3 separate regions of the Mus musculus genome follow, and all the other regions are linked to region 3. A link is a loop called in an ENCODE intact Hi-C map of the cell type or tissue named here. Cell type or tissue: heart. All regions are shown on one strand. Each heading gives the region's core, and the rest is flanking DNA. Links, peaks and the distances in the headings are about the cores only.

What was found. Peaks named below come from ENCODE experiments on the same cell type or tissue, not always from the same donor. Only the 100,000 strongest peaks of a DNase experiment are listed, where the experiment ranks them.
Region 1: a loop joins it to region 3, with 4 times the contacts of the local background. A loop is called at or near these places in 11 of 42 quality-filtered maps.
Region 2: a loop joins it to region 3, with 5 times the contacts of the local background. A loop is called at or near these places in 2 of 42 quality-filtered maps.

Annotation. Positions count from the first base shown.
Region 1 is chr3:109,058,139-109,068,289 of GRCm38, forward strand. Gm36778 (a long non-coding RNA gene) reads left to right here. Exons shown (of 4, transcript XR_375965.2): 2 at 588-658; 3 at 5,900-6,049; 4 at 6,747-7,215. Among named protein-coding and RNA genes, the nearest start is that of Gm36778, 7.5 kb to the left of the region's middle. In heart, for the core only: a CTCF peak has its summit at 5,076 (motif pointing left); no DNase peak of the experiment used is centred there; H3K27me3 peaks cover 362 bases.
Region 2 is chr3:108,766,203-108,776,353 of GRCm38, forward strand. Aknad1 (AKNA domain containing 1) reads left to right here. Exons shown (of 12, transcript NM_177859.3): 7 at 5,708-5,805; 8 at 8,775-8,897; 9 at 8,984-9,091. Among named protein-coding and RNA genes, the nearest start is that of Aknad1, 32 kb to the left of the region's middle. In heart, for the core only: CTCF peaks have their summits at 5,087 (motif pointing left) and 6,814; DNase peaks (open chromatin) are centred at 4,899 and 6,179.
Region 3 is chr3:108,835,825-108,845,703 of GRCm38, forward strand. Stxbp3 (syntaxin binding protein 3) reads right to left here and starts at 4,678. Exons shown (of 19, transcript NM_011504.1): 1 at 4,596-4,678. The coding sequence starts at 4,644. In heart, for the core only: a CTCF peak has its summit at 4,873 (motif pointing left); a DNase peak (open chromatin) is centred at 4,757; H3K4me3 peaks cover 1,722 bases; H3K27ac peaks cover 968 bases.

The DNA.
Region 1 (10,151 bases), core at 651-8,650, 220 kb after region 3:
GAGGACAGAAGAGGGCGTTGCACCCCCTGGGACTGGAGTTCCAGGCAGTTGTGAGCTGACATGTGGGTGCTGGGAGTCAAATCCTCGATCCTCTGGAAGAGAGGTGGAGCCATCTCTCCAGCCTCTCCACGGATTCTTTCTCTGGATTTTTGTTCTAATGTATGTGGAAGGTCAGGGCGAGGCCCAGGGTTACTTCAGTCTAGTTTTGTGGACAGAAATACCTTCATAACTTTCTCTATATGCATCTGTTGAATATTTTTAATGCTTATTTTTATATTTATTTACTTAAGGTTGACCTTAACCCAAGATATCCATCCACCTGCCCCTGCCTCCTGAGTGCTGAGATTAAAGCTGTCTGCTCCACTTATTTATTTATTTATTTATTTATTTATCTATTTATTTATTTATTTATTTCTGATTCTATGGAAGACCTCGTTTGTCTCTGGATTGGACTGTTTATCTTGGATTCTCTCCTTTGCTTGCTTTCTTTTCTGAGATCTCATTGTGATCATATGTAAGAGCAGAACTGATCCTGACAGCTTTTAGGAGTTTCTGACTATTGTATTTACAGGTTTGTTTACTCGCAGGCAGTGGGAGAACTATCCATAGGAACTGCCTACACACAGGAAGCGTCATCATGATCATGCCAATGACCCAGGTAAACCTCCAAGTTTCAGTGGCTTTTAAAATACACGTGCTTTTCTCTCTTCCACATCAGAGTCTAATGTAAGTGTTCCCACTCGGCAGGTGCTTTCTGACATTCAGAGACCCAGGCTTCTCCCACTGGCACCACTAGCATCTCCGTGGGCCTTGGTGCCTTCTACTTCTGGCTTGTCAAAAAGTAAACTGAGTGTTAAAAGAATCCTTGCTTCCTTCTTTGCTCCCTCCTTCCCTCTCTCCCTCCTCCTCCTCCCCTCCCTCCCCTCCCTTTCTACCTCCCCTCCCCTCCCATCCTCCCTCCCTCCCTCCCTCCCTCCCTCCCTCCCTCCCTCCCTCCCTCCCTCCCTCCCTCCCTTCCTCCCTCCCTCCCTCCTTCTCTCCCTCCCTCCCTTCCTTTTCTTATATCGGGGACTGAACATAGTACTGTACAGGCTATGGGTTCTAGCCCAGAATTACTTCACTGGCTCCACCCTTGCTTTCTCAATAAATGTCACACATCACACATCACGTCTACTAGCATTCCATGTAGTAAGATGTTACCCGTGTCTGTGACCAAGGCCACGGAATGAAGGTCCTCTCCTGGTCTGTCTCAGGGCTAAAGAATGAGGAATACAGGCCCTCGGGGGAGCGCTAGGCTCTGCATTCACAGAGTCTCACTCATTGGTTGTCTGTGCTGTGGAATCCCGGAGCAGTTAGCTTAGTGGTGGTGGTGGCAGGGATATCAGTGCAGGGATAGCGTTAGGAGTCCGGAATGCAAGGACAGGGAGAGATTTACCTGAGACACCTGCTCTCGGTACTTCTAAGTTTTCATTGAGGATAGTCAGTTTCTCTTCACCTCTCCATCCTTTACCCCCCTTTCCTCTTTCCGTTTTCTTCTCGCCTCAGCCTTTCCAGGAGCTGGGATGATGGGAGGACACTGGCCAGAGCCGGCTCAGCTACTTAAAAAGTTACTGTTGTGAATGCGTTGGCTAGTCCTTGGCTTAGCTCTCCCTGTTCCTGAAAACGCCTCAGCTAAGTTGGGCTTTGCCACTCTGGTCCTCATTTGAACAAAACAGTTGGCAAACAGCTCCCTGTTGTTGCAATTATTTTAGGAATCTAGAGAAGATGTGGCGTGATCTTTGTCACTCGGTGATATGTTGAAAAACAATTCATTGCTTATAAAAACCTCGGCTGTGTCCAGGAGGTGGTGCATTGCTTTCTTTTATGAAAACGAGATTTAGAAAACTGACTTTAGAATCGTGTGGCAGAACAGTGTTTTGCTTAACAGCAGACAGACCTCACACACTAAATACGGCTAAATGCAGCAGCCTGGACCTGTTGCCGACTATAGTGTAGGTTTTTGTGAGAACACTTTGATGTTTTATGGAAACTTTCCATTTCATTAAGTGACTCATGACTGCATTTTCCCTCTCTTCTGTATTCTCATGTCCTGGCTCTACTCAAACTAAAAATTGTGAAAATGTTTCTAGGGTAATATGAATAAGAATTAGATTAGAACTTCGCTCCCAAACTCCATTTCTATAAAATTCTTAAGTGAGGACGGGCTAGTGGAGTTTTCTACAGGTGAAGGGTCAAGGAATGTATGTTGTGGTTACTTGGGGTTCTTTTCTTTTCTTTTTTTTTCATTCATTAATTAGTTAATTCAGTTTACACCCTGATTGCAACCCCTTCCTCCTCCCCTCCCAGTCCCCCCACCCAACACCAACCCAACCTGGCACATCAAGTGGCATCAGGAGTAAGCACACCCCCCCTCCCCCTCGAGGCCTGACAAAGCAGCCTAGCTAGGGAAAAGGGATCCAAAGGCAGGCAAAACAGCCTAAGTCCGAGACAGTGTCCTTTCTGGTTGTTAGGGACCCACACAAAGATTAAGCCACACATCTGCTCCATATATGTAGGGAACCTAGGTCAATCCCGTGCATGGTTTTTGGCTGGTGGTTCAGTCTCTGTGAATCCCAGGGGGCTCAGGTTATTTGACTCTTCTTATGGTGTCCTTGACCTTTCTGGCTCCCTTAGTCCTTCCACAAGACTCCCGAGCGAGCTCCGCCTAATGTATGGCTGTGGGTCTCTGCATCTGTTTCCATCAACTGCTGAATGAAGCTGTTAGATGACTGTTATGCTGGGCTCCTGTCTGCAAGCACAGCAGAGTATCACTAATAGTGTCAGGGGTTGGTTGGCTCTCTCCCATGGGTTGGATCTCAAGTCGGGCCAGTCATTGGTTGGACATTCCCTAAATCTCTGCTCCATCTTTATCCCTGGGTATCTTGTAGGCAGGGCAGATTTTGGGTTGAAGGTTTTGTGGGTGGTTTGATGGCCCCCTCCCTCCACTGGAAGTTTTGCTTGGCTTTAGGAGGTGACCACTTCAGGCTCCATATCTCTTGCTGCTAGGAGTCTTACTTAGGGCCACCAGTTGGGGTTATTCTCAACTCAGTGTGCGTTATAAATTGTAACTATTGGTCTATTTATTCATAGCTTATAAAACAGAGTAAAACACACAATCACTGGAAGACTTCTTGAGGCACTCCCTGCCAGCCTTTTAATAAGGTGAAGGTGAATTTTTATGGAACTCTGCATATTGTAAGGATTTTGTTGTATCTTCCTTTCTAGCTGAATCATCATTGATCCTCCAGAGCTAATAAAAAGTACACACTAATTGTAGACAATGAATAGCATTCATTTTATATTGTATACAGTTATATATTAGTTATTTTATAAGATACTTGAAAACCTCTGCAGAACAGGCAATAAATAATATAAACATAAGAATTTAAAATAAAATTGAGTCTGATTGAGTGTGGTGGCAAATGGCTTTTATTCCATCACTTGGGGCAGACACAGGAAGAACTCTATGAATTTAGGGCCAGCCTGGTCTAAACAGTGAGTTTCACATTAGCTAGAGCTGCACAGTGAAGACCTTGTCTCAATAAATAAATAAGTAAATAAAAATTAAAAATCCATTTATTTGAGTATATGTTGCATCTATTCTGAAAATAAAACACTCGGCTGTCCACACTACTTCCATCGAGGCCAGCATTAGTTTTCTCTTTCATTATTTCTTCAGAGGGATAAAAAGAGTCTTACTTCTTGTGCTGGACTAAATAATGAGTTTCCTCAATATTCATGTCTACCTGAAACCCTAGGATTTAATCTTATCTGAAAATAGGGCTTCGAAGGAGTAATTAGGATGAGGTGGCAGTGTATTTGTATGAGCGCTAAATCCAGCGATGAAAGTATTCAGAGGTCTTCAGAGGAGAGCGACACACAGGGCACCGGAGGCAAAGCTCAGAGTAAGGCAGCTATAACCCAAGGGCAGCCAGAATTTACCTCAACTGTGGGAAACCAGAAAGTCTGGGGTGACATTCTCCCTCAGAGATTCTGATTGCCTTGATTTTTTTTTCAATGACATTTAAAAAAATTCTCTTTATATCCCAATCACAGCTCCGCCCCAAGTCCCACCCTTACAAGTCCCTCTCCCCCACACCCCCACTGCTTAGATTTTGATCTTCTGGCCTCCCGAACTCAGAGTACATTTCTGTTGTCTTAAATCACCTGTTTCTGGTAATTTACTGTAGCAGCCTGAGAAAACTGCCTTAGCTCAAACTTAAACAACCCCCCACCCCCAAACCAAACCAAAAAACCCCAAAAACCCAAACCCAAACCAAAAAACCAAACAATAACAAAAAAACAAAACAAAACAAAAAACCCCAACTCTTTCTCTGAATATCCATAAACTCAGGGTCAACTGGGTACACCACAAATGACCGCAGTAGACACACTTCCCAAGTGACGGTGAACGAGAGCGGGGCTTGCACAACAAGTTTAAACGACAGAAGGAAAGCTTCTTTTTTCTCCCTCAGTACAATCGGTTAACACACAGCACTTTGCTACAGATGAAACCTTAAGACCATGTGGGTATTCTCTGTATGAAAGACAGCCAAAGGAACCTATACAAGTAAGGCTTATCACTTTCCACGTTGTGGAGATCCACTGCTCACAGAGAAAAAACCTGGGGATTTTAGTCTTTCAGCCACTGTAGTTGGCTTGATGTTCCTAACTCTGGCTTTAACTTGATCATTAACTTGGAAAGATGGCAGTAAAACGAATAAACTATCACATTTGTGAGAAAACTGATCAATGCATTTTCTTGGTTGGATCAATTTTCATGATATTACAACATAGAGAGAAAATATTAAAAAATTAATAAAACAATAATAAAAATTACTTTAAAATTTACGTTGGCAAATCGTGGGTGCATCTTAATCAGAACAGCTTTACATACTTTCTATAGTTATAGCTAAGCTATGCCATTGATTCTGAGGGGAAAGTCATTGAATGAATTATAGTTATAGAAAAACGTCTGTGGTGGCCCACAGAGGAATCCTTAAGTTGTCGTTCTGTTGCTTTGGTGCCCTCTGGTGTCCAAGATACAAAATTACACCTAGTCTACTCGGCCCTAAATTGTTTCCACAGTGCAATAAAATTAAAAAACAAGATTGTTCATTTGCTAAATCTATAGAATCTGTTCACAAACAAAATAAATAATACTTCAACGAAGCATACACAAAATAGCATCTCTGTTGTCTCCATAATGTTAGGGGCCCTTGTTTATTCTTCTTATACCTATCAACAGCATTCTGCTTATATAGTGCTTTTTTTTAAAAGCCAGATTAATTAAATTCTGAGGCAATTTCTCAACTTATTGTTCTCATTTTCCATCAAAAGCTGTTTATGCATTCATAAAAGTCAATGAAACATATTTATGACATACTAATTCCATTAAAAACACTATAGTTATTTGAGCAATTTCACATTTGTAATTAACAGTCACATTGACTGTAATCTAACTTTTGTGCTTTTCTGTCATTCTGGAGGGGTGTGTATTAATAATGGAGATTTTTCTTGGTTATATTTGGGTTCATCCATGGGAGACAGAAAATACCAGGGGTTTAAAGTCTGAGCCTATCTGTCACACGGCCATTTGTTCAGGTCTAGGGCTGAAGTGACCCTTCCGTTGTCACCATGGTCCTGTGTCCTCCTGATGTACTGTCCCTTTTGTTTCTATTTGTCCATATTATTTTAATACTTCTCCACTTTTAAGTACTGGTTTTAATTTTGTGATTGTAACACAGAAGATCCATCTTTTATATTTTAAAAAAAAGCATCATCAGGATCATAAAGCTATGATAGTTACACTCTACACACTCCCAAGGTGCTTTAAAATGATTATGTTTTGAGTCTGTAGGCGAATGACGACGACAATCCAAATACATCACCTGTACAGGCTGGACTACATACTGGTCACGTGGCTGATCGGACAAACAACTGATGTACGGTTCCATCACGTGATCCAAGTAGAACAAGTAGGCGCAGAACCTCCATGGAGTAGACTAGGGTGAGTGCATCTCACAGCAACGTGGAGCCGGCACTCGCATTTCTGACAGAAGCTCCTGGTATAGTGGTCCATGACCTCTATATACTGATGGGCACATGCTCAAATCTGAGCTACTTAGTGTTCTGAAAACCGATGACCTATCAGTCCACTACCACAAATTAGTGCTCCCAGTGGCTGGAATTTTACCTGGTTTCTTTTGTACCATAGCCTTCTCACTCTGCATAATAACTGCCTCTGGATTCTTCTGTCTTCAAACTTCTGGTCCTTGATTTCCATCCTTCTGATGTTCTTTTCTGTACTTTATTCTTCTCTGAAAGAATAGAAGCCACTGGAATCATTTCTATCTTCTACCATATTCACAAGCTCTTACTGGGCCTTGCACCTGCTCTTTGGTTATACTGGAAGAGTGTCTATAGACAATGACAATGAATTCTCAATAAATATGGAGAACCAAGGGTATGGTTTTGTCAAATGGGTAAAGAAATGGGAGCAGGGTCATGGAGTGAAGGGGTGGGTGAGGCACTGATTAAGATGAGGAAGGGCAATACTGTGTGGAAGGGAGGGAGGAGGGATAAACAACACTAGGGAGGTTTGAACATAATGTAGGGCAACATATTTATGCTTATCCCAAAACTGTATACGTTTAAATGTATGTGTAGCTCATCTGCTGTAAAGCTGTGTCTTCCATGTGTAACAGGGAAGCTGTGCCCACAAACTCTCAACAACACCGCAGTTTAACTGAGACTTGAGCGATGGCATGGTCAGCTGACATGCAACGATGGCTGATGGAGATCGCACAAGACTCAACTCCTAGAGGAAGATCTGGAGGCAATTAATGACTGCCGACAGGAAAGAACCAGCCTTCCCCAAGGATGCGCCCCCGATTGGTTATCCAATACTAAGTGCTTAGCTCTAAAAATTGTGTCCATATAAGCAGCACTAAATGGACTCATCTGGTGGTGTTTATACATAACTCATTCTATATGCGTAATAATAATAATAATGAAAGAAAGAGAGGGAATTGATCTGGAAAGAAGTCAAGGGGATTAGGAGGAAATGTGAACATTGTGTACGTATATGAAATCTAAGTCAGATGTTAGGATATTTGTCATGTTTCTCTACTTCTCTGTTAAATTGTGAGACTTATAATTATATCCAGGTAGTTGGTAGGCACAATTATATAAAAGTAACATTCATTAAATACTAATATATAGAAAAAGATGGCTCTTAGTTTCTTAGTGTTTCATTGCTATGAAGAGAAATCATGACCAAGGCAACTCTTATAAAGGCAAACATTTAATTGGGGGCTGGCTTACAGGTTCAGAGATTTAGTCCATTATCATCACGGCAGGAAGCATGGTACTGTGCAGGCAGACATGGTGTTGGAGGAGCAAGAGTTCTACATTTTTTTTAAAAATTCACTTTATATCTCTATCACTGCTCTCCTTCTACTCACTCTCTCCCACAATTCCTCTCCCTTCTCCTCCCCTTCTTCTCTGAGAGGGTAGAAACCCCCACTGGATTCCTGCACCCCAACCCCTGCCCCAACATCAGGTTTCTGCTGGGCTAGGCACATCCTCTCCCTCTGAGGCCAGATAGGGGAGCCCAGATAGAAGAACATACCCCATAGACAGGCAACAGCTTTTGGGATAGGCCTCACTCTAGTTTGGGATCCACATGAAGACTGAGCTGCACATCTGCTACATATATGCTGGGGTGGGGGGAGGACCCTAGGTTGAGCTGTGTATGCTCTTTGGTTGCTGGCTCAGTCTCTGAGAGCCCCAAAAGGGTCCAGGTTAGTTGACTCTGTTGGTCTTCCTATGGAGTTCCAATCCCCTTCGGGGCCCCTAGTCCTTTCCCCAGCTCTTCCATAAGAGTCTACAAGCTGCATCCACTCTTTGTCTGTGGGTCTCTGCATCCTTCTGAGTCAGCTACTGGGTGGAGCCTCTTAGCAGATGGCCACGCTAGGCTTCTGTCTGCAAACATAACAGAGTATCATTAATAGTGCCAGGGATTGGTTTTTGCCCATGGGCTGGGTCTCTAGTTGGGCCAGATACTTGGACATTCCCTCAGTCTCTGCTCCAACCCTAATCTCTGTATTTCTTGTAAACAGGATAAATTTTGGGTTGAAAGTTTTGTGCGTGGGTTGGTGTCCTTATCGCTCCATTGGGGTTCCTTCCTGGCTACAAGAGGTGGCCTCTTCAGGTTCTATATCCCCAATGCTGTGAGTCACAGCTTAGGTCACCCCCATTGATTCTTGGGCACTTCCCCTATCCCCAGATCTCTGGCATGTCCTTGATATGAACCCCACCTCCCCACCCCCAGTTGCAGATTTCTATCTCTCATGGCTATCTCTCCTGTCCTTTCCCATACCCAATCCTGAATGCCCCCATTCCCTTCCCCAAACTCCCTCTCCCACCCAGAACCCTCCCTCCCTCTGCATCTTATGACTATTTTATTCCCCCTTCTATGTGAGATCCAAGCATCCTTGCTTGGGCCTTCCTTCTTGTTTAGCTTCTTTGGGTCTGTGGAGTATAGCATGGGCATCCTGTATTTTATGGCTAATACCCAGTTATAAGTCAGTCCATGCATGTTCTTTTGGGTCTGGGTTTATTATAAAGTTCCATCCATTTATCTACAAAATTAATGTCTTTGTTTTTAATAGCTGAATAGTATCCCATTGTGTAGATGTACCACAATTTTTTTTTTATCCATTCTTCAGTTGAGGGACATCTGGTTTGTTTCAAGTTTCTGGTGATTACAATAAAGCTTCTATGAACATAGTTGTACAAGTGTCCCTGTGATATGGTAGGGCATCTTTTGGGTGTATGGCCAGGAGTGGTATGGCTGGGTCTTGTGGTAGAACTATCCCCAGTTTTCTGAGAAATTTCCAAATTGATTTCCAAAGTGGTTGTACAAGTTTGCATTCCCACCAGTAATGGAGGAGTGTTCCCTTTAATCTATATCCTTGCCAGCATTTGCTGTCACTTGAGTATTTGTTCTTAGCTATTCTGATGGGTGTGAGATGGAACCTCAGAGTTGTTTGGATTTGCATTCCCTGGTAACTAAGGATTTTGAACATTTCTTTAAGTGCTTCTCAGCTATTCGAGAGTCCTGTGTTGAGAATTCTCTGTCTTTGCACCCCATTTTTTAAAACAATTTTTATTAGATATTTTCTTCATTTACATTTCAAATGCTATCCCTAAAGTCCCCTATACCCTCTCCCTGCCCTGCTCTCCAATCCACCCACTCCCGCTTCCTGACCCTGGCATCCCCTGTACTGGGGCATATAATATTTGCAAGAGCAAGGGCTTCTCCTTCCAGTGATGGCTGACTAGGCCATGTTCTGCTACATATGCAGCTAGAGACACGAGCTCTGGGGGGTACTGGTTAGTTCATATTGTTGTTCCACCTATAGGGTTACAGACCCCTTCAGCTCCTTGGGTACTTTCTCTAGCCTCTCCATTGGGGGCCCTGTGTTTCATCCAATAGATGACTGTGAGCATCCACTTCTGTATTTGCCAGGCACTGGCATAGCCTCACAAGAGACAGCTATATCAGGGTCCTGTCAGCAAAATCTTGTTGGTATATGCAATAGTGTCTGTGTTTGGTGGCTAATTATGGGATGGATCCCTGGGTGAGGCAGTCTCTGGATGGGCCTTCCTTATATCTCAGCTCCAAACTTTGTCTCTGTAACTCCTTCCATGGTGTACTGGCTAGTTTTGTGTCAACTTGACACAGCTGGGTTATCAGAGAGAAAGGAGCTTCAGTTGAGGAAATGCTCCATGAGATCCAACTCTAAGGTATTTTCTCAATTAGTGATCAAGGGGGAAAGGCCCCTTGTGGGTGGGACCATCTCTGGGCTGGTAGTCTTGGGTTCTATAAGAGAGCAGGCTGAGCAAGCCAGGGGAGCCAGTAAAGAACATCCCTCCATGGCCTCTGCATCAGCTCCTGCTCCCTGACCTGCTTGAGTTCCAGTCCTGACTTCCTTTGGTGATGAACAGCAGCATGGAAGTGTAAGCCGAATAAACCCTTTCCTCCCCAACTTGCTTCTTGGTCATGATGTTTGTGCAGGAATAGAAACCCTGACTAAGACACATGG
Region 2 (10,151 bases), core at 1,026-9,025, 69 kb before region 3:
AGTGCTGCTGCTATAGCTGTTTCCCACCCTTTCAGTTCTGGAGAGGATTTGCAGGTCCTGGAGAGGACCTAGACCAGGGCTTCCCAAGTTCTCTGTACCTGATCTTATTGAAATGTGGGCATTGATGCAATAGGTCTGTGTGAGCCCATGCCTCTGCAGTTACAGCAAGCTCCTAGGTGGTACCAACTGTTGCTGGTTCCCACCTGGGGATGACCATTTGAGTAGCAAAGGTCTAGGGGTTATTTCCTTGTGAATGAATTGGAAATTCCTGGATTTGTATCATGATTGGGTGTCTATTGCTGTGATAAAGACCCCATGATCAGAAGCAACGGGAGAAGGAGAGGGTTTGTTTCACTTCACAGGCTGCAGTCCATCATTGAGGGAAGTCAGGGCAGGAACAAACGCAGAGACAAGGGAGGAATGCTGCTTACTGGCTTGCTCTTCATGGGCTACCCAGCTTTATAATATATATATATATATATATATATATATATATATATATATATCTTAGAATCACATCTTAGTGTTGTAGGGAGGGTGCACACAGAACCTTCTCATGAAGTAAGTAGCTCCAGTGTGCAGGACTCACCCCTACACAGGAATGCCCGCTTTCCTACCTCAGTCCATCCAATTGTCTTTTCCTCCCAACCTTTGCCAAGCTGGGACATAAAACCTGGCATCTCCCTGTTCATTTTTTGACTGTTTGTGAAGTTCACCAGTGTCCATTTGTTTATTGGCTATTCACACTTTCTCTTGGACACCAACCCTGTACCTACATTCGTAACACCGAAACCTCAGCTACTGATAGTGTTTTAAAAGGCAGATAGTTAAGAAAATAGGAACCGTGTGTAATGCTGGTGTGGAAATCTTTATTCTGTTCAGCGCTCTGACAAAGAAAGCACAACTGGGGTCAAGAGCACGTGCTCATGAGTCACGCACTATAGGGTCAGCAGCTTTGCCCTCTGTGACTGACTTTGTGACAGTCTCTGTGTTAGTTGTATTTACCATTAGAGCTGGAGTCCAGAGTCACAGAGAGTCACAGAGAAGGCTGTATGAGAAGCATCGGGAACACAGTGGGAAATCAAACACTGTAGCTGTCTCCACCAAAGAAAAAATGACAACACTGAAGCCCTTCAAAAAAAAAAAAAAATTGAATGAGCAAATAGGATGTGAACTAAAAAGTTGTAAGTAGGAAAGAAAACCAAAATATGACCATAAGCGAAGTATTCACCTCCTTTGGTTCTAGAAAAGATGCTAAGCAACATGACTCCCCCGCCCACACACACGTTAGGTGAGCGAAAACATTTTTGAGTGATAATTCTTGGTGCGAGAACCGTGTGGTCTAGTTGAGTCACCCACATCGTTGGCAGCTGTGTAAGCCAATCGAGAAACGTGCAGAAAGCTGTCTGGCAAAATGTGTCATCACACAAACACACTCAAAACCTTTGGCCCAGATGTTTCCTCAGGAAGTAATTCAGAATGTGGAAAAACCTACATGGCCAGTAAGGCTTGGGCCAGCATTGTTTATAGTGGTGGAAAAGGGACATTGATGTTCTGTTTACATGAAAGGATAAGGCCACGGTCAAACTACATGGCAGTCAAACTGCTGTGCCGTTGTATGTGTTAACAGTGTTTCCGTGCGTTTCCAGCATTTATGATACAAGTAGCCCCCAGATCTTGTATTAATTCATGATGGATAAATTTCTTTGGAAAACAAACAAACAAACAAACAAACAAACAAAAATCAGCTCTTGATCACTGGAGTAGCCAGTGGTCAGATTGGTTTAAAACTTAATCTTCTAGAGGCTGGAAGATAGCTCAGTAGGTAAACATGCTAATTATGTAAACCTGGCCACTCAAATTTGACCCCTGGAGCCCATGTGAAACCTCAGATGTCATGGCTTTCCTTCAGAGAGATGGGAGGTAGGGACAGGAGAGTGGCCTGGGTAGGGTGGCTAGCCTGGACTACACAGGGCATCCACAGAAACAAGAGAGACCTGTCTCTGCAAGGTGGAAAGTGGGTGGGTTGGGACACTTGCACCTTGTCTTCAGACCTCGACACATGCACTGTGGCATGTGACACACACACACACACACACACACACACACACACGCCTGTAAATGCTAGGGATACAGACCTCTGCAGCCATGCCGTGCATTTGGTAGGAGTTTGTTTGGGGACTCGAACTCAGACCCTCATGCTTGTACAAGAAGTATTCTTACCATCCGAGCCATCTCCCCAGCCCGGGAAAGACTGTTGCTCACCATGGATAGCAGTGCAAGTGAGATCAAGTCTTCAGTGTGAGCAGAAATACCCACGATGGGCAATGTTCAACTGAAGAGCATGTTGCAGGTGCTGAGGGGTACGCCTCCTTAGGGCAATGCTCATCAGAATCACCTGGGACACTTTAAAGCATGGCTCCTACCGAACTAGCCCCTCCTAGCAACTCTGGCATGGTAGGCGGGGTGAGTCGTGTTCGTTATTTTCAAAACTGCAAGGATGTTGATGCTCTCTGCAGTAAAGAACCAGCAATGGCAGATTTTCATGGTGAGGGAGCCCAGTCCCTTGATGCAGGCCTCAGTAGCTAACCAATGGCTTGGCATAGCTAGCATCCACTCTCACTGGAATTATGAACCCACCACGGCCTCCTACCCATCCTCAAGAAGCCCCACCCACCAAGGAGTGGGCATCAGGAAGCACAGTGGGGATGGTATGCCACCATCTTTGTAAAGGCCTGCTTTCCTCCGGCACTGTTAAGATTCTCCTGGGCCACAAAGCACACACAGCTCAGGATGAGGTCAGACCTGGATGACCTGGCCACATCAGGACCAGAGACAACTGCCAGGCAGCTCTTCCAGACAGGAAGCAGAGCCCACACTGAGCTCACTTTCCAAGTCCTCCACCCTTCACCCCAGGATGAACAGATTTGGGGTGTTGTAGGGATTTTCTTTTGTTGCAAGGATCAAACAAATCCATGCTATGCAAGGGTTCTGCCACAGAGCTATAGCCCTACCCCAGAAGGAGGCCGGTCAGCCTTCCAGTTCATCAGGGAACCCTGTCTCAAGGCAATAAGGTAAACAGCAGTCGCCTCTGTCGGTCAGTGTGTGCATTGACATACTCCTTCATCACACACACACACACACACACACACACACACACACACACACACACACACACAGAGTCTTTCCTACTGGGTCTCATCGAAAGCAAGCTCCATTCCTCTTCTCTAGACAGATCTTTGAATTCATAAGGAAAAAATCAAAAATCCTCTGGCATTAACAAGCTGTAAGCTATAAAACCCTAAAGAGAAGTCAGTACCGCTTTGAAACACCCCTTGAAACAACAGCTGGCTTCCGAGGTGGTTGCGGGACATTTGTTTGTAGCTCCTATCAGTTAGGAGAGGCACCACTTCCTAGTGCTTTACCTCAGCTGCTTTACCTGGAAAGGTCAAGAGTCAGGGAGGGAGGAACTGTTTGCAACCACTGTTTAAGTACATCCTCTGATAGGAGTAGATGGTGAGGTCTGGAGGACTGTAGCTTCCTGTTAAGAGAGCCAGCCTCCGTGGGAGTGACCTGTCCCATGGGAGTGACCTGTCATGAGTGCTTTATTAAGTTTCTGTCCCTAGAGAAAGAGAGAGCGTGGGGTTGGGCTCCAAAGCCCTATGAATTGCCTGGCATGGACTAGCGAGAGCTTCCAGCCTTTGGTCCCACTGCAGCTCTGATCGATCCCTTAAACACAGGGTACCACTGAGTTTACTCACCTGGGCAGCCCAGGCTTGGGATTGTTTTTTTTTTTTTTTTTTTTTTTTTTTTTTTTTTTTAGTGGATTGAATTAACTAGCAATCCAGATTTGAGAATCTTTAAAAAAAGATTTTTATTAGGCCTAATGAAATATTTTGACATTTATAAAAGACTTTGATTGCTGGGCGTGGTGACACACCTTTAATCCTAGGAGAGGCAGGGAGATCTCTATGAGTTAGAGGCCAGCTTGGTCTACATAGTTCCAGGATGAGACTCTGACTCAAAAATTAAAAAAAAAAATTGATTAAGTGTAAAATATCAATTGTTTCTTTTCCAAATTCCTAGTTTAAGTCCAAAAACAAAAATATATCAGCCTCTGCTGGGGCTAGTGTTCCAGAGTGAGTGTTTAAAAGGGGGGCAGGGGAGGGGGGAGGGAGGAAAGTAAAATCACACCCGAGACTTCGTGACTTCGCTGTGGGAAGTTACTGGGTACAATATGACTTGGGAACTGGAATCATAACCTCCGTAATAGTCCCGAGGCATTATTCGCTGTGCAGTCTTCATCTAAGTCCCCATTTACTGTCGTCAGCAGGTTGTAGTCTTTATGATGTGCCTTGCCTAAATGCAAACACTCTGATGGGATATATCAATGCACATCCCGAGCTCTGTCTCTGATGCAGGCCTTGGGATTGGAGAGTAAACGTTACCGGTTTTGTCTCCCTGGAAAATGGCCGCCTCCTGTAGAATTGCTCTTGGCTCTTCTGTTTGGCCAGATCTGAGTGAGGAGAGAAGTCTAAGAGTGGCAGAGAAATGTAATCGATGCGTTGGCCTGAACTCACTTGAACCATATCCAAGCTTTCCACTCAGAGAGCAGATGTTCACAGGCCTCGGAGGCAGAGGGTGGAGACAGAATGAGGTGTGAGGAAATATATGACTCAGGAGGAGGACATGTTTTTCCAAGAGTAGGGAAGGGCTGGAAAGGGCTGGAAAGAGCCTGGCTTCCAACCCCAAATGGGGTCCTCTCTCCATGACCATCAGTCTCAGGCACAGCTGGAGGGAGGGAAATATGTTTGCTCAGCAATGCTGCCAAGTTCTTCAACCAGCCATGGGCAAACCTGTCCCATCTGTCTCAGGATGTCCTAGACTCCATGCCTTTCACACAAGAACATGCACTCTCCTCCAGGGACTGTTAGTGTATCCCGGGGCTGAGCAAGAGAGTTGTTAAGAGCTGTAATTAATTAAAATTCTTTTGGAGGAGTTAGAATCTGTGCGGAGGCTGAAACTACACAGGCCAGAGAAGTCTCCTGATAGTAGTTGTGTCTTTCTGATGCCCCCTGGTGGCTATATGCTATTAAGTGAACTCCAGGCTCCCAGCCACAAAATCCACTTTGCTGGACTCTGTTTAGCATGTACTTAGAGCGATGTGTACCAGTGCTAATGTATAGTGTGCCTTCTTCCCTAAACAAGAATTGTTCTGAGATGGCTTGACCTGAAGTCCCAGTACCGAAGGTTGGAGGCAGGAGAATTGCTGTTACAGACCAGCTTGGATTAGTGTGAGATCTTGCCTGAAAATAATAAAAGCAACCAACCAACCAAAAATCCACAACACACACACACACACACACACACACACACACACACACAAAATTGTGATATGGTATTATGAAGAAAAAAAGAATTTGTAGTACAGAATTATAACAATTATAATTATAATTCTTGTTATTTTTGTGTGTGTGTGCATGTACCAAGCCCTATATGTGGAGGGTAGAGGTCAACTTGTAGATGTCAGTTGTCTACCTACATGATGTAGGCTCTGAGGATCAAACCTAAGCCATCAGGCTTGGTGGCAAGCAACCTTATCCACTGAACTACCTCACCAGCCTGGAGAATACCAGGGAAATTTAAGTCTTCATTTTTCCCACACTAGTGCTAAATTTTTGAGACATTATTTTTTTTCTTTTTTAAGGAAACAGAAAATGGAGAAAAGGGGCCACAGAAGAACTAACTGTGGGAAGTTTTCCAGTAGCATCCATGAAAAAACACTGCCCCAAGACTCGGCTCTCGGTAAGTTGGAGGGGTTGGGTGTACATAGTTGTTAGTGATCCCTCACTGTGAGTCCCGGCTTGCCATCTGCCATTGCGATAGCATGACATTTGACTAGGATGATGTTTGTTTCCCTTTCTCAAAACATGAAGAACTAGTAATGGGTTGTTTAAGGAGTGGTTAAGCAGAGTAAAGTACCAGTACATGCTTCTAGTTATGCCCGGCAACTTGCGCTCTGAGCCGGACTCATAACTGCACCGGGTAAGTTACCAGGCTTGTGGAAGGCGCAGCTGACTCATCCCCATGCATCGCACAGAGGCAGAGGGAGCTGTGGGTGGGAGCAGGCAAAGAGGGCGTGAGTACGTGAGACTCATGAGAACCTCTCTCTGTAGACAGTTTAAAGCTGAGGAGCGTACCCTGGCCAAACCGCTGCGGGTGATAGAGAGGTGACCCAGAGGCCTGCCTGCTTAGGCAGCTCCTGCACTTGCCAGCATCGGTTCCTCATAGCTGAGCTGGAGGTGCAAGCCAGAGATGACACAGCATGCTTATGCGCATGCTCCCTGTGTCCAGAGCCTTGCGGGCACTCAGCATCTTGTTAGATCCCACTTGGTTCTGAATTGACCTCTCTGGGGATGGTATACTTTCAAATAAGAGCTTTGGAGGACTGGAAAGATGTCTCAGCAGTGAGGAATGCTTATTGGCCTTGCAGAGGACCAGGGTTCAGTTCCCAGAACTCAAGTTTGGGAGGCTCAACCGAAATCGAAAGCCCTGTTCTGGCCCTCCATGAACACCTGAGTGTATACTTGTGTGTGTGTGTGTGTGTGTATGTGTGTGTGTGTGTGATAGTTACCAAAGCATAAAATAACGACACTTCTCATTAGCTTTGGGTTTCATTTTTGGAACTTTTTTTTCTGAAAATATAAGACTGTGTTAAGATGAACTCATTACTTATATTTCTTTTTCAAAGGGGATGTCTTGCCATGTTACCTATGCTGTAGGCAGTTAGGATGACAGGCAGGTGGCACTGTCCACTTCTTGCTGCTGTCACTGATGGTGCAGAGGTTTGACTTCGGGGCTTCACACATGCTAAGTGGGTGCTCCGCTACTGACCCACATCCCCAGCCCTTGTTATTTTTAAATGAAACAATAAAGTATTTGTAATGTCTCAATTTAAACTTTAAAAATCCTCAGAACTGATCATTTAGCCTGAGGAAGATCTGGATCCTGATCTGTTTTACACGTTACATACTAAGATACCTTTCCGAGTCTGTCTATCTGTAGCTGGGACTAAATATTCTATGGTGATTTCATACTGGGGAAGGCTTCTTTTTTTTTTTTTTTTTTTTTTTTTTTTTAATTTTGAGACAAGGCCTCATGTGGCCCAGGCTGGCCTCAAACTTTCTGTGCAGATGAGGTCAGCCTTGGACTCCTGAGCCTCCTGCCTTTGCCTCCCAAGTGGTATTATTATGGGCTTTAGCAGCCATGTGTGCCTCTGGGAGAATTTTTTTTATGGTACATAAAATGACTTATGTTCTTATATATAGTAGATAAAAACCATATAAAAAGATAAAAAACACATTTTTTAAAAAGATGTATTTATTTGAGCTGGTCTACATAGCTCTGACTATCCTGGAATTCACTATGTAGACCAGGTTGGCCTCTAACTCACAGAGATCTGTCTACCTCTGCCTCCCAAGTGCTGAGAATAAAAGCATGCACCAGCATGCCTGACTTACTAGTTTTTAAGTGTATGTTTGACTGTGTGTATATGCACAGCACATGCATATCTCACAGTAGTGGAAGCCAGGAGAGGGCATCGGATCCCCTGGAACTGGAGTAACAGACTGTGTTGAGCGCCCATTTGGATCTGGGAACCAACGCCCTTCCGTGAGAACAACGAATGCTCTTAACTTCTGAATTAGCTCTCCATCCCCTAGAGCCCTCAATGTTAAGGCAAGGAGCATCGACATAGTATCTTTTCATTATTACAATACCTTTGTAAGATGGGAATTATATTTATTTTACGGGTAAGGAAATACAACTCAGAGAAATTAACTGGTTCAAAGACCTGGTGTCCCCTCCCACTTGATAACAATGTACCCCAGAACCTAATGACTCAAAATAGTAACCAGCATTACCTGGCAATTTCTGTGGCTCTGGTATTTGGGAACAAGTGAAGGGTTCAGGTGCAGAGTTCCCTAGAAGGATATCTGTCAGGGCTGAGATTGCCTGAAGGTTTCACTAGAGACCAGAGGATCTGGCTCACATGGTCTTTGATAGGGAGACTCAATGGAGCCTCTAACAGGCCATTCTGCTTGTCACTGATATCTGACAGACAGCTTCCTCACAAGCAAGGATGAGGGAGGGGGAAGGGTATTAGACTATCATTGTGGCTTCATTTTGTTAGACACAAACCCATACTCGAGGGTTCAGACCAACACCTTCCTTTCCCCTGTAGTGGTGAGATGGAACCCAGGGCATTATGTATGCCAGGCAAATGTTCTACTGTCAAACCCTAGCCTAGGTGCCATCTTTCAAAGAGAGTACTGGCTGGGTGTGGTGGTGCACACGTTTAATCCCAGCACTCAGAAGACAAAGGGATCTATGTGAGTTTGAGGCTAGCCTGGTCTACAGAGTGAGTTTTGGGGCATCCAGAGCTATGTAGGGAGAGCCTGCTTCGATAAATAAATAGAAGATAGGTAGATAGGTAGGTAGGTAGATAGATAGATAGATAGGTAGATAAGATAGTTAAAAGATATGAAAGAATCAACACAGCTAATAAGTGGCAGAGGCAGGTTTCAACCCCAGGTCTTACACTCACCCCATCTGTGACTCATGCTTACACGCTCCCCTGCCTGGGCCTGCCCTTCTGAATACCCTGGTCTTCCTTGGCGTGGTCAAAGCCACAGTATGCCCAGCACATCGGCGCTCTGCTCTCCATACTTTGCATGACTGTGCTTAACAAACCTACACTCTGGGCACCTTTTTAGGTACTGATCCAGGACCCGACTTTTGTCCTGATCCTGGTACTGGGCTCCAGAGTAACAAATGTGAAGCCTACGGAAGCAAGACTCAGAACTCCCAGAGAGTCTGTGAGGAAGACCCACCAAAAGGTGAGATGGCTTGACTCCAGGAGGGGTCGGTAGAGAGAGTCATCTTTCCCAGGGAAGAGACTGTATCTTCAATCTTTTCCTTTTAGAATTTTATTATAGATATAACACTCCAGGACAAGATGACTTAAATCATGGTGGAGGATATATCTTTGTCCAGCCTCACTTCTTATATGAAAATAAAATCTCTGCATCTTGTAAGTACATCTCCTGTATAACCCTGTCTGTGTCAGTAACCGCATTTGTCGGCCCTCTCTAGAAGGCTGCCTGGGTCTCCTGCACTTATGAGACACTTCCAAATTCAGGTCTGCATGGGGGTGGCAAAGAGGCTGAGCAGGGGCTGGGGACTGGTGACTGCTATCGGTGCCATGGAGGCTCTGAAGTTAGAGCTGCTGTACCTGTCAAGTCTGCGGCAAGCACACACTCCGAACCAACGAATGGCTGACTCTATCACTCTCCCCACTCATTGTCCAGAGTACATTCCTCAGGCATGCTGTTGTTAATTTCTAATGCAAACATTTGCAATCGTTGGGAAAAAATGGAAACTCCACATTTGTTTATAAAGATGACCGAGACACAGCACCTCCCTCCCAAGACGTCCCTAATTGAAAAGGACTTGGACCCAAGAGACGAAAGCTCAAAGCAAATGTGATAAGTACTAAAAGCCAGGCCTGAGGATGCTGGGAGGAGGAGAGCCAGGGAGGAGCTACATCCCGGTTCATTCAGCAGCCAGCTACGCCCACTCCTCTGACAGAGAGGTCCTTTCCTCCATCCCTCTAGAATTCTTCCTCTCTGAGGTGAGCATCAGGCAGAATGTTTCTCACTTTTCACAACTACCAATGCCAGAGACCAAAGGATGCCACTTATGTGACTTAGTCAGGCTCCTCTGCCACCTCCCCAGGTGACAAGTCAAGTGAGCCACTATGATCCTGCAGAAGGCCCACAGTGGGCTTCTTTACTATCTTCTTGGTCTTTCGGCCTCTCTTCCTCCTCTACGTCCCCTTTCTCCTATCCCCCTGATACCCTCCTCCTTTCTTCTCTTCCTTCTACGGTACTAGGAATGGAGCCTGGAGCCTCACACAGGTAAGGCAAATGACCTATTACTGAACCATATTCCAGACCTGGACTTCTAATCCACATATGAGAACTGCCACAGAATCACTGGCGTGTGATCCTGAACTCCCTTAGGAGATCTGGAGTGTCTTACGGGTGTAGATACCATGAGAGAGCAACTTTCCTTCAGTCTTGAAAAAGACC
Region 3 (9,879 bases), core at 1-8,000:
GCCCACAACACACACACACATACACACACACAAAACACACACAACACACACAGCACCCACCCACACCCACACACCAACAGCAAATACAAATACCAAAGCAAAAACAGTCCATGTCCACATATGAAAATCTATTGAACAGTTTCAAGGATGCTCTCTGAAACATGAGTGTACAGGTAAAAACACAAATCACTGGATGATAATGTAAGTCAGAAGTGTTCATTTGTGGGGGAAGAGTGGGTCTGTGCTGGGAAACCAAAGAGTGCTTAGAAACATTTTATAGATTGATTGGGTGGTAGTTATGTGAACAAAATTACTATCTAAGTGTACACTAAACATTAGTATAACTTACCATTACACCTAACTAAATTTCTCCTAAAAATAGGACCAAGAAATGTTTTCCTTTTAGCATTAAGAGACTGCAAACATGCCTGTGTTGCTATTTGAGAAGAAGGGGGAAAGTCATCTTGAATGATTCTCTATTGCACAGGGAATATCTAAACCATTTAACAACTGGCTCCAACCTACCTTTTGGTCCAGTACCCTGTATCCTTTGTAACAAATGCCTTGCATTACATGTGGTGTATGTAAGAATTCCTGTGGGTGTGTGCACATGTGCAAGGAGGTTAGAAGTCAACCTGAGTGTCTTCCTCCATCATTCTCAGCCTTAGTTTCCAACACAGGACTGAACAAACTGATCTCACTGAACAAGATCATCTACTTGACTAGACCACACTGCCATGCCTGACTTTTACGTGAGTATTGGAGATTCAAACTTAGGTCCTCACGCTTGAGACAGGCCCCTTATCTACTGAACTTCATCCTCTCAGTTTTTTGTTTAGAGGGGTTAAGGTAGTTCCTAATAGTGGATTCCCTCTTGTGTTTTAGGTCTGAGATGTGTCACCTAATCAGATAAACGTTTCCTGATCCACCTGTTTAGGGTGGCCTCTCTTCCTGTGTATCACAAGCTGGGATGGCGGTGCTTACTCTTTGTTTTCTTCTTGTTCTATTAGATCCCACTTGAATGCTTGCAGGGCACTGGGAACTCTCCTATAGGAATTCAGTGCTGCACAAATGGGGTCTTTTATGGAATGGAGAAAATTTATGAAACGAATTGTAAAATAATTTAAAATTAAAAAAAAAATCACTACCTATCACTGGGGCCTGTAAGAACTTACAGTCCTAGGAGGTGAATGAGAGGCTCAGCTAACATTGCCTACCAAGAGCGTGAGGACCCGGGTTTGGATCCAAGCACACATACAAGACAGGTCTGGTGGCGCACAGCTGAAGACTCAGAGCTCACCAGCCAGCCTAGCCACGGGGACTCCAGGTTCAGTGAGAGACTTCATCTCCGACACCAACCTCTGGCCTTTGCAAGCATGCATCTGGGTATGCACACATACATTTAAAAGCTTGTAAGACAAAACAGTGGACCTACCATCTCAAAGCTTCTCAAGAAACTCCTGACTGTAAATGGAGGCTCATGCCTATAACCTCACCATCCAGAGGGCAGGAGGGCTACTACAAATTCTAGGCCAGCCTGGGCTTAAAAAGGAAGACTTGTCTGAAAACAGAACAAAAGGAAACAAACAAAAAAGCAAAGCAAAAGGGACCGCTCTTAGGCAGTAAGAAAGGCAAATTAAACACTAAAACAGAGGAGGGTGCGTGAAAGAAAGCCAGCCTGTCTAAACTAAAATTTGAGTAGGGAAAAAGTCAGGGAAAAGGGATCAAAAGACAGAGGAATGGGCCATCAAGATAAGATGGGAAGATAAGACACTGCAGAGGGAATAGTCAGTTGAGGCTCGGGGGGAAATCAATATTATACAATGGAAACTAGAGCTAGGTAATAGTCAATAGTGCACTGGGTGCCTCTGCAGGTCTTCAAGGCAGTTATTAGAAGAGATTATCCTGGCAGCTATCTGCTGGATGGACTGGAAGGAAAGAGAAGGAGAGAGCTCTGAGGTTCATTTCGAGGCTGATGCAATATGATGTGTATAAAATAAGATCCTAAACGAAGGTTTAAAATTTAAGCCACAGACAGGTCAAACATTAACTCTTTCTATGCTAGGTGTACATCTTCGGTATAGATTTTATTTATTTGAGACAAGGCCTCCAAGTTCAGACTGGCTTTAAACTCACTATGAAGCTGAACTGATAGTTGTACCTCTACCTCCAAGTGCTGGGATTATGGGCACAAGCCACCAGGCTTGACCCTTAGGTCTAGATTTAATAGCTCTTGTCAGGTTTCATTTTAATAGCATTATCAAAATAAAAATGTCAAACTACAGAACTCTCTCACTCAAAAGTATATACTCTAAAGGTTTCCAGTATGTATGTTCTGTCACGCATCCATTACTACATCACCACAACTGTTTTGAGAACATTAACACTACTTTAAAAAGAAGCCTCATTCCCTGGGGCTGGGGGTGTTCACAGCTCAGCTGGCAGACTGTTCACCTAGCATGCAAAAGGCTCTGAGTACAACTGTATAAAACCAGATATGGTGGGATTTACCCAGGATTGTATCACTCAGGAGGTGAAGACAGAGAAATCGGAAGTTTAAGGTCATCCTTGGCTACAAAGTTGAGTGTGAGGCCACCTAAGGTACACAAGACCCTGTTTCAAACACGTAACAAAGCTCTGTGTGGTGGCACATTCCAGGACTCAGGAGGCAGAGGCAGGTGCTCTATGAGTTCAAGGCCAGCCCAGACTACATAGCTTAAAGACAACCCAGGATACACAGCAAGAAGGTGTCTCAAAAAACCCAAAAACCAAAGCAAAACAACAGTAACAAAAACCAAAAGAGAAACCCCATCCCTTTAATCCCATCTCTCCAGGCTGGGACACAGGAAGGAGTTCCTGTTTCTCTAGATTTGCTTGTCCTGGATGTTTTTCTCATGAATGGTGTCATACTATGCCCTTTGTGACTGGCTTTTTCTTTAGCGTGTTTCCAAGATGCAGTAGCATAAAATATATCAGCATTGTACTTACGTTTACTGAAAAAAAAAAAAAAGACATGTATTCCTTTGTATGTGCACTGTTACGCCATGCGTCAGTCTGTGGAAAGGTGACCTATTCTTATTTTTTCAGCTAAGCCATTTCTTCAGCCCCTTAATGTGTATATGTTTTGGGCTATTCTTGTCTTTTGGTTGTGTGTTTCGAGTTACAGGCGGTCCTAAGACTATTTTACAGCCTTACATCTTTTTCCTTTCATCCAGCCTGCCTATCTATATTCTACTCTCCATGTGGTGAGCCTGGTGTTACCCTAAGTTAACAAGAACAGGGAAAGCCTGTTATCTTCATGCTATTGATACTGGCGTTACTAGCATAACGGTATCTTTTTCTCATAAGCCCTGATATAAGGTGCCATTATAACTCAGAAGTAATTTCTTCAGCACAATTTGTCACCCACTTTCGTATGAGAGTCAATATAGACAATCTGCCTAAGTCAGTGCTTTCCTTACATCACGTGGGTCCCTGGGGATGCAATTCGTGTCCTTGGGCTTGACAGCAAGCACCTTTACCCACTCAGCCACCTTGCAGGCCCCCAGAAAGGATAAATTTGAAAATAATAAATATGAAAGGATAATTTTGTATTTCACAAAGTCTACTTATCTATTTAGTACCTTCTATATGGTAAACACCATGCCTGTACTGTTTTGGATTTTAATTTTATACAAGGAATTCTTGAAGGCAGAATTCTGTTGGCTAATTCCTATTCTGTTCCTTGTTCCCCAAGTCGGAGTAAGAAACACTAATAAGACGTTATTCCTTTTCTACTACTAGACTATAATTACTTAGAACCCAGAGATGCCAAACAAGGAAGGTCCTTCCGGTTTGCTGCTTTCATTGCTCTTCTAACCTGGCAGACCTAGGTTTGGTGTCATTTTAATAAAAGTCATTAAAGTTGGTCGAACCAACAAGAAGACCAATTGTAACACAAGGAGCAGACTATGCAGGGACCGGATACTAGATAAAACTTTAACAGTCCGCTGTTGCTTTCTCAAGAACTCTTTTTTTTTTTTTTTAAAGCAAGTCATATTCTCTTGGAACAGTGGCAGAAGGCGCTCTTGAAAAGCTACGCCTGCACTTTTTAAAGGACAAGACACTGAAAAGGATGGTAGTAAAAACCCTCGGTGCTAACATGAATATGGGACACCAAGCGGCTTCTGAAAACACGGGGACGAGGGCGGGACAGAGTAGTAACACAGAGCTCAGACTGTGTCGGATGGAGAGACGTCCGTGCCTGGTGTGGCGAGGGGGGTGCAATGGGAAGAGCTGTCCCGGGACAGCACAGGGACTTGGGAGGGAAAGTCGGCCCGAGTCAGGTCGCCCAAGGGTGGGGCTTTGCGGAAGAACCTCACCGGGGTGAGAGTTGGCCAAAGCCGCGGAGAAGGCCGCGTCTGGCCACCCCGCCCATCCCTGGTGCTGGCACGAAACCCGACTCTGGGCAAGCCGGAAGGAGTCAAGCCAGGGACTTGGTCCCAAAGCAACAAGTGCCCATGCAGCTCCCAGAGAGGCTGCAGAGCTGCAGCGGGAAAGAAGACCCCCGTACAGCCGACCCTTCCCGGCCTCATCCCTGACCCCTCCGCACTCACTCCGCCACACGACGCTCTTCAGTCCCCGCTCCGATACCGGCGGCGCCATCTTCCCCCAGCCGTGGAGCTACAGCCACCGCCTCCCACTCGCAACCTACTTTGGCCCTGAAAGCTGCGCTCGGGGGCGGGCCCTTCCCCTCGCGGTGGGGAGGCTCCGCCCCCTCCGCGGGCCGCGCCCTCAGGTGACGTCACGCGCATCAACTAGGGCGTGTCCCGCCTGTGCCTGGACTGCGGCTGCGTAGTGTGGTCAGACTTCTGTGCACTGTCTGGCGCCCCCTAGCGGAAGCCTACTATAACCCATATCTCAGTGTCCAATTTGGCATCAGAAAGCAAATATGTGAACTAACACAATTTATACAATTATGAATTTATACATACCGGGTCTTTTTTATTTTACATTTATCTGTGTGTATGTATGCATGTGTGCATACCAAGGCTCGCAGGTGAAGGTCAGAAGACCTCATCTTCCACAGTGTGGGTCTTGGGATGGAACCTAAGTTGTCAAGACACATCCTGCCATCCCCAATACGGAGACTTTATGCTTTACAAAATAATGTTTCATTCAGCAAAGCAATTCAAACTATACTGTTCAGAAGCCTGTTCAACCGCCATATGGGAAGTCTATCCCTCTCAACTTCATTTTAATAATTTTTGAAGATCATTGATTATTTAAGCTGTAAGGTAACCACCAGTGTTCCCAGAACTGTGATAGAGTTTCAGAAAAGTCTAAGAAATGAGAGACCCTCTTATTCCTATGAAGAATTTTACATTTTAAGTTATAGAGCACGATTCCTAGAATTGTTAATTCCACAAGGCAGGAGTAAGACCACTACCATAATTTTAGAGCTAAAATTGAAGCAAGCTTTATTATATCCAGGAGCACCAGAGACCTGGCCAATTAGGGGTTAGAGAGAGAAGTGCTGAGAGTCCCTTTTAAGGAGCAAAATAACAAGTAGTTGCAAAACAGTGTTACAGAAGCAAGACAACAGGGCAGTTGGGAAGTATAGGAAAATTTCAAAAGGACAAAAACCAAGTACTTAGTGATAAGGGAGGGTCAAAGTGTTCTCAAAAACAAGTCATGGTCACAGGGTGGTGCAGGGCAGGTTCCAAGAAACAGAAACTTAAAAACAGAAACTCAACTCTTACAATAAACGAAACTTTGTGTTTAACAATACAACAAAATGTCTCCTACCTTAAAAATGGAGTCAGGCAGGTTTCTCATTCTCCCCTTGACCTTTGTGTCCTTCTCAAATCCTTGATAGGGGACTGTCTTTAATAATGTTGTCAAGTGGCAATGATTCTAGCCTTGTTTGGTGGATGCAGGGCCCAATTATGGTAGCCAGTAGAAACATTAGCAGGCCAAAGAAGGGGAGAGCCATCTTAGCCATGTTGTCGGTCAACATTTGTTTGAAAGATTTTGTTTATTTATTTCTCCATCAATACTTGTCAATAGTATGAGAAGAATCAGAGATACTAAAACAGCACATTTCGGTAAATTGCTGACAACCAAGATTACATTTAAGTAACAGGTAAGAGGGATCTTTTCTGACACAGAGTTTCCTTGTTGACTATCTATCTGGTGGTAGATGGAGCCAGAGGTTATACCCCAAACTATTAGTTACACACAGGGTTCCTTTGGGTATGCTAAGTTCAATCGAGGTGATTGATGAGTCTTCCTTTCTGCTTCTTATTTTAGCACACCTGTGATTTCCACTATTAGACCCCTTTAGAGAATATTTGATTATGCTAAAGTCTGTATTATTACTTTGGGATTGGTCAGTTAGAATAGGTCATCTCTAGAATCCTCCATCCATGGTGGATAAAAGCAATCGTTTTCATAACAAGACAGTATCAGGGTGTTCCCTATAATAGGATTGCCTTTATTTCCCCCTTCAAGATGCGTTTAGATTCTGTTTGCAAAGCTTGAAAATAAGACGGCAAAACCGTTAGCCATAGGACAATCATGGTATAGATTCCAACAGCAAGATCACAACATTTAAAGTTATGTTAGATGGTCAAACCTTAGAAAGTTTGATTTCTTTTTAAAGATTTACTTATTTCATTTATATGAGTACTCTATAGCTGTCTTCAGACACACTAGAAGAGGACATCAAATCCCATTACAGATGGTTGTGAGCCACCATGTGGTTGCTGGGAATTGAACTCAGGACCTTTGGAAGAGCAGTCAGTGCTCTTAACCACTGAACCATCTCTCCAGTCCAAATGTTTGATTTTTTTTTTTGTTTTGTTTTTCGAGACAGGGTTTCTCTGTATAGCCCTGGCTGTCCTGGAACTCACTTTGTAGACCAGGCTGACCTCGAACTCAGAAATCCGCCTGCCTCTGCCTCCCGAGTGCTGGGATTAAAGGCGTGCGCCACCACGCTCGGCGTTTGATTTTTTTAATAGTCCCTTTTCAGTCACATTTTACCTCTAGGGGTCTGTCCTCCTCCACAGGTCCCTCAGGTGCCTTCTTGAGGTGTGAGGGACGAATCAGAGAGGAACCCAGCAATAGGCGCCTGGAGAATTACAAGGTAAGGGCCTTTCCATCTATGTTCAAGTTGTCGATTTTGAAATAGTGGACCAATATAGCATCTCTGGGCTGGAATGGGTTGTCAGGTGTGTGGTACCCACCAGGTTGAACAGCCTGAACCTGAAGGAAAATCTTATTTAAGATTAGCTGCAATCCTTTTGAGGACTCAGAGATTGAAGAGGGACAATTTGATAACAGAGGCATGTACCCAAGGGATCACAAGAGGTAGTTGTCCATAGACTAAATTATATGGGATGAACGTTTCTTGGTATAGGATACATCAGACTCTGAGATAGGAATATGACAAAGTCAACTCAGTTACCACCAATCTTGAATGTATATTTAGTTAAAATTTTCTTTAAAGTTCTATTCACCATCTCTACCTTTCCTGATCTCCAAAGATGATACATACAGTGAAGTTTCTAATTAATGTTATGATTCTTACAGAGCAATTAAGTAAATAGCTTGGCTGTGAAGGCTGGCCATTGTCAGACCCCAGAAATATAGGGAGGCCAAATCTGGGAATAATTTCCATTTTTAATTTCTTAGCCAGTTGGTGGTGGTACATACTTTTAATCTCAGCACTCTAGAAGCAGAGGCAGATAGATTTCTGTGAGCTTGAGGCCAGCCTGGTCTACAGAGGAAGTTCCAGGACATCAAGTGCTACACAGAGAAACCCTGTCTCAAAAACAAAACACAAAACAAAACAAAAACAGAAAAGGGGGATGGGGAGGAAGGGAAGAAAGAAAAGAGAGGAAAAAACAAAGAAAAAGAAAAAATATTCTGAGCTACCATCTGGGTTCTTTGTATTAGCGATGGAAAGGTCTCTACTCAGCCTATGAAGATGTTGACAAAGACCAGCAGATATTTGTAGACATAGAGTCCTGGCTTGACTTCAGTCAAGTCCAATTCCCAAAATTCACCTGGTACATTTTCTTGACTCCATTGTTCTGGGAGAAGCATGTCCTTCTTTGCATTTGCCTGGACGCAGGTCAGGCATTGATCTGGAATGCTCTGAAGTTTTTCTCAGTGTCCAAGAATCCAGACAGGAGGGGAGACGAGCTCTGAAATCTTCTTAGGAGACAAGCGCATGGAGTGAGGCAAAGCTTTAGCTAGTTTTGACCCAGCACCTTCGGCATGCAGAATCTTTCATCTGTCAAGGTCACCATCTTTTGTGGCTCCCCTGAGCCCCCAAGTTAGGATATGGCTTGATCTCTTCTGGATTGTACTCAAGAACATCTTCCTGGAGGCAGAGGCGGGGTCCCGTGACGGCAGATAGTTCCAGGATGGTCTGGAGTTTGGTCTTTGATCTGCATAGCTGTTACCTTGAGTTTGGGAGCATTTGTCTTTTTGGTGTCCTGGCCCGTGTATTACAGCAAGCTCAGCTGGCAGCCAGATAGCCTCCAGCAACTGGACAATTTCATGTTTATTTTTAGTAGTCTTTTTCTCTGAGGTGAGTAAACTCCTCTGTTTGTATATCTGTTCATGAACATGAGCCATGACAAAAGCATGTTGGCTGTCTGTGTAGATATTCACCGTTTTTTTTTCCTTCTGCCCATCTTAAAGCCTAGTTTAGAGTGATTATATCTGCTTTCTGCATGGATGTGACCCTGGGCAAGGCTTGTGCCCAATGACTTACCTCCTTCCAGCCCGTGACCACCACTGTCCCCAGATACCTTCTTGAATGAAGCTGTGTAGAGATCCAAATCTCTGGTGGTGAGTAGGATGTCTGCCAGGTCGGGTCCGGTATCTTGGATGACATCCAGCATCTCCAGGTAGTCATGGATGGACTCCCCAGGGTCATCTGTCTTCTGGCAGCGGAATGCTGGAATTGATGGCCACAGATGTATCAAAGGTCAGTCTTTCCTTGTGTAAAAGAAGGGCCTGGTGCTGAGTCAAGCCAGCACTTGACATCCACCGGTTGATGGCATCTGTTTTAGGCAGGGTTTCTATTCCTACACAAATATCATGACCAAGAAGCAAGTTGGGAAGGAGAGGATTTATTCAGCTTATACTTCCACACTGCTGTTCATCATCAAAAGAAGTCAGGACAGGAACTCACACAGGGGAGGAACTTGGAGGCAGAAGTGGAATCAGAAGCTTGCTTCCCCTGGCTTGCTCAGCTTGCTTTCTTATAGAATCCAGGACTATTAGCCCAGAGATGGCACCACCCACCATGTGCCCTCCACCCTTGATAACTAATCGGGAAAATGCCTTACAGCTGGATCTCATGGAGGCATTTCCTCAAGGAAGTCTCCTTTCTCTGTGATAACTTCAGCTTGTGTCAAGTTGACACACAAAACCAGCCAGTACAGTATCCCTCCACAAGGTTTCCACAATGTGCAAAGCTGTTACAGCTAGAGTCTGTCCCACTGTGAATTGGTCAGCTTCTTTTGCAAGAATTTCAGTAACTGTGATGGCTCTTAAACATCCCAAGGCTACAGGATCCAGTCTCTTTGAGACATAAGCCATTGGCCTTTCCCAGAGACCCAGGGTCTAGTCCCTTGGCAGTGCCTTTTCTTTCATGGATGTAAAGATGAAAGAGCTTAGAGACATCAGGGAGAGTTATAGTAGTAGTCTGTACAAGAGTCTCTTTTAAGTTCTTAAAGGCCTGTTCATGTTCCTCAGTCCATTCCAAAGGGGTGTTGCCCCAGCTGTAGCAGAACACAAGGATTTGGCAATATCAGCAAACCCACGTATCCTAAGACAGAAATATCTAACAGTTCCCAGGAACTCCCTAACTTGTTACTTGGT